2 separate regions of the Homo sapiens genome follow, and region 2 is linked to region 1. Evidence: chromatin loops called from intact Hi-C (ENCODE). Cell type or tissue: psoas muscle. All regions are shown on one strand.

What was found. Peaks named below come from ENCODE experiments on the same cell type or tissue, not always from the same donor. Only the 100,000 strongest peaks of a DNase experiment are listed, where the experiment ranks them.
Region 2: a loop joins it to region 1, with 2.0 times the contacts of the local background. A loop is called at or near these places in 4 of 110 quality-filtered maps.

Annotation. Positions count from the first base shown.
Region 1 is chr4:48,274,414-48,276,913 of GRCh38, forward strand. All of the region lies in intron 1 of LOC105374445 (a long non-coding RNA gene), which reads left to right. Among named protein-coding and RNA genes, the nearest start is that of TEC, 5.8 kb to the left of the region's middle. In psoas muscle, CTCF peaks have their summits at 1,006 (motif pointing left) and 1,207; no DNase peak of the experiment used is centred here.
Region 2 is chr4:48,173,926-48,176,425 of GRCh38, forward strand. It overlaps TEC (tec protein tyrosine kinase), which reads right to left. Exons shown (of 18, transcript NM_003215.3): 3 at 2,157-2,261. Among named protein-coding and RNA genes, the nearest start is that of TXK, 41 kb to the left of the region's middle. RefSeq lists an enhancer at 1,332-1,833. In psoas muscle, no CTCF peak of the experiment used is centred here; no DNase peak of the experiment used is centred here; H3K27ac peaks cover 183 bases.

The DNA.
Region 1 (2,500 bases):
CAGCTATTCGGGAGGCTGAGGTAGGAGGATTGCTTGAGCCCAGGAGGGCAGGGTTGCAGTGAGCTGAGATCGTGCCACTGCACTCCAACCTGGGCAACAGAGCAAGAACCTGTCTCTAAATAAGTTAATTAATTAATTAAATAATAAAATAAGATTACCTATGTTAATGAAAAAGAGATAGGAAATAAAACTTATGAACAAGATTATATTTTTAAAAGTAGAACACAATGCTTTGAGTACCTGTAATTGCAACTAAATACAAATTATGTGGAGGAAAACTGAAAAGTAAGAATTATGATTAACAGTTATTGAGGGGATGTGCCAGCATCCTTTCTAAGCATATTAGATTAATTCATTTAATTCTCACAGCTGTGTGAGGTGGACTATTGTTATCTTCATTTTACAGATGAAGAAACAAAGGCAGAGAAGGTCTAAGTAATAGCCCAAAATCATAGTTATTGAGTGGCAAAGCCCAGATGTGAACATAAAACAGTATAACTCCAGGGTTTACATTTTTAACCTTTCAAAGCTGCCAAAGGGAATGATCTTTGAATCATGAATGATGTTTATACATATATTTCTTGTATAATGTTTTTATGTTGGTTTGATAGTAATTGAAAATTTTTTCGATGTTAGAGCCAGAAAAGAAGATGTAGAAGTAAAACCAGATTGTGCTTAGCAAAAGAGACAGAGAGTTTCAAAGGGGTCCATTATCTCAACAGTTTGATAGTTTATAAAAGCTGAGTTGTTCTGTCACAATAAAATGATATATTGAGTATTATTCCTATAAATAAAAAGAGTTCTCTGGCCTGAGGGCTTGAACAGGCTGTTTCCTCTGCCTGGAGTGCTCTATCTCCAGATCTTTTTGAAGTTACCTCCTTTGCGAGGGTGGCAGCCATGAAAATGCACCCATCACTACGATAGGAGACTGAGAAAACATTGGTGAACAAACCAGACAAAACTCCCTGTTGTAGGGGAGCTTACATTCTGGTGGAAGGTCAATCATTCAGAATTTGATTTAGCTGCAAGTAACAGCACCCCCTTATGGTAGGCTGAATAAGGCCCTCCCAGTGATGTCCATGTCTTAATTCCCTAGAACCTGTGAGTATAACTTATGCTGCAAAACGGTCTTTGTAGATGGGATGAAGTGAAGGATCTTGAAATGAGATTATTCTGCACTATCTAGGTGAGCCCAATGTAGTTACAAGGGTCCTTATATGAGGGAGAAGGCAGGGTATAATGAGATAAGTAGAGGTCAGAGTAAGAGAGAGATTAGAAGATGCTACACTGCTGGCTTTGAAGATGAAGGAAGAGACCACGAGCCAAAGAAAGCAGAAAGCTTCTAAAAGCTGGTGAAGGCAAGAAAACAGATTCTCTCCTAGAGCCTCCAAAAGAAACCAGACACCTAGATTTCACCCCAGTGAAACTGATTTTGGACTCTGACCCCCAGAACAGTAAGAGAATACATTTGTATTGTTGTAAGGCAATAAATTTGTGGCAATGTATTACAGCAGCAATAGGAAACTAACAAGAGCCTTCAATAGAGAGCATCAGGGTCAGGCTGGCATGATGTTCCATAGTGTCAGGGGCCCAGCTCCTTCTGTCTTTTTGTGTAGGTGGAAGAACCTGGAGGGAAGTACGAACAATTCCAGGGACTCATGATGTGAGTGTGCAGCCATGCATTCACTCATGTGGGTATTTCTCAAACCTGAATCAAGTAGGAAGCCCTTTTAAACAAACATTTTCATTTTAATTCACTTAAATATATAAATATAAAGCTACTTATTTATTCTTTATGTGTCTAGCATTTTATACATACTTAAAGCCAAAATAAGTTTTCAAAATAAATTCAAGCAAGATTACGAAACCAGTTATTGAGACCACACACACCCCTACCCCATGTTTTCACCAAAGGCCACACAGAGAATAGTAACAAGACATTCCTATTCCTCCCAGTCAGGGAGGTACCAGTGGAGGCCTAACTTCTTGTATCCATTCATTGGGATGGAACTCCCAACCGCATCCAGCAGTAATCAAGAGCACCCCACCCCCAAGTGTCAATGGAAGAATAGTGGGAAACCTGGATTTTTACCCCTACCTGGCTGTAGATAGAGGAGATGACCTGCATGCCCTCCTTCCCCTGCCAAGACAGTGTCAGAAGAAGCCAGCTAAAACAAAAAGCGTAAATAAAATCCAGAATCTAAAAACAGAATACGCCAAATTTTCTGGTTTTAATTGAAAATAACTCACTATACCAAGAAACAGGGAGATCTCAAACTGAATGAAAAAGATAATCAGTAGATGCCAACACCAAGATGACAGGGATATTAGAATTATCTGGCAAAGATTTTAAATCATCATCATAAAACTGCTTCAATGAACAATTAGAAACATGCTTGAAACAAATGAAGTAAATAGTCTCTGCAAAGAAATTGAAAGTTTGAGTGAAGAAATAGAAAGTAAAAAAAGACCAAATGGAAATTTTGTAAGTGAAAGTACA
Region 2 (2,500 bases), 100 kb before region 1:
CCCAGTGTCTTTTGAAAATGTCTACTTCTACTTTTATTGTTTTCACTTTGCATCTGAACCTAATGTAAAATTTCACTATGAAAATGTGAAACTAGGATCTATACTTTCTTAGTTATACTTAAGTTATAATAAGAGAGGGTATTTTTCACCTTTTAAATCATGCTGCTTTAAATTGTATAAAGCTCAAGCTTATCCCTTCTTGATTAATTTTTCAGATTGTTTTCAAACTTTTCTCATATTTATTCATCTCAACAATTTTAGTAGTTCAGGGATGGAATGCGTTCTGTTCTACTTGTATTATCATTCTTAAAAGCAACCCAAAACTTGCAGAGTGAATCTCTCTTTCTTGGACAGCAAAAATCCTAATGCTGGGTCCAGAATCATGACAGCCACAGCTCCCCAATGCTGTCAATCCCTAGCATGTCTAATAGCCATCAAAGCTGTGGTAGGAGGCCCGGTGCAGTGGCTCACGACTGTAATCTCAGTACTTTGGGAGGCTGAGGCAGGCAGATCACTTGAGGCCAGGAGTTCGAGACCAGCCTGGCCAACATGGTGAAACCCTGTCTCTACTAAAAATACAAAAATTAGCCAGGCATGGTGGTATATGCCTATAATCCCAGCTACTTGGGTGGCTGAGGCATGAGAATCGCTTGAACCTGGGAAGTGGAGGTCTCAGTGAGCTGAGATCATACCACTGCACTCCAGCCTGGGTGACAAAGGAAGACTCCATCTCAAAGGAAAAAAAAAAAAAGAAGTGTGGTAGGAATGGTTCTCTGCTAAATTTCCATTATATATGCATTAAACATACTTAAGAAGAAGGTTTAAATTTATCTTACTTCTAGATCCAGGTGGTAGGTGTAATATTAGGTGTAATATTAATAGCAGCAGCAGTAGTAAGAGAATAGCAATAGTAATAATAGCAACTACCACTTACCTTGCTCTGATTATATGTCAAAGCTATTTATATATCACATCAGTTAATCCTCACAACAACCCCATGAAATGAGTACTATTATTGTTATTATTCCCATTTTTTAAGAGAGGAAACAGGCACAGAGAGGTTAAGTGACTTACACAAGCTCACATAGCCAGTAAGCAAATCAGGCAGTTTGGCCTCAGAGTCACCTCTCTAAGCACTTACTGTCCCTGTCCTTCACTCAGAGAAATGGTAGCTATAAAATAAGGAACAGGGAAAAGGAAAATTAAATGTAGCCCTTCCTCCATTTGTGATGTTGCCACTCTAGCGGAGAATAAGCCAGGAGCTTGGATATTTTGGCTCACTGCTTCCCAAACATCTTCATCCCCCAAAACTGGTAAATGTATAATTCCAACGTAATTGATAACTTCATAAGAGCAATTAAAAACAAGCAAAAATTCCACCACATTGAAAAAGACTTTTGCAACTTTCCTTTCAGGACATGGTGAGACCACAGCCATGGGTAAAAGGCGACTTTCACTAGGGACATTCACTGCTCAAGGAGAGCATAAAAACATCCTTGAGCAGGGAAGGAAGTGGTGAGGTGCTGGGGAGGGGCTGAGAGCTCCAGATTATCAGGATCCAACTCCACATTCCTGAGTTCTCAAGGCAGGTGGGAACCAAGATACTGGCAGGAATGCGGAGTAGCTCAGGACGCCGGACCCTCCTCTTCTGGAGAGGAGATGCGCGTGTGTGTGCTTGGCAGACTTTTCATTTACAAGGTGACCTTGGAGAAGCTATTTAACAGGTGAGCACTGATTTCCTCAGACATAAATGAGAATAATGAGATATTTACCTCCCTTATGCAACAGAACCATTGTCGGGAAAAAAAATAACATGATTACCCCGAAGAAGCATAGTTTAATTAATATATGTCTAATATTATTTTTTTCATCACAAGCAGCCTTTTAATCTCATTTCCACTTGAGCCTTTCACTTCTCAGTTTCTCAGATTCATAGGGAACACTTCAACCTCACTTTTCAGTCTTAGCCCCAACTCCTTAAGAATCAGAAAATGTTTCCACAAAGACTTAAACAGTTCATGAAGAAAAGTCACAACTATTAAAGTGGCAAATGAACCTACAAATCAGCCAGCAAAGCAAGGACAGGAAACTGTAATGTCAAAGAGCAAACATGACTAAGCCCAGCACTGCACTGCCACAAAAATACACCAGCTCACCTGAAATGGATACTTATTTTGACAGGGAATGACACCATCATCATTCTTCACTATTTCCACACACTTGATTTTTGAAACATCAATAAACCCCTTTCTGTATTTCTTCTGTTAAAAGAAAAAAAGGAGAAACATTAGAATCATAAGACATAAAAAAATTAACAGTAATATTGTTAAGGAAATTTTGCTCTGATTCAAAATATTGCAATTTCTTTAAAATTATCTAAATCATGTTTCCCACTAACTGCTAAAATTATTCAAAATACTAACACTGTGATTATTGTAATCAAAATTATTAAATCCTTTAATTTATCAAGATGAAACTGTTCTGTCCTGCCCCCCCAAAA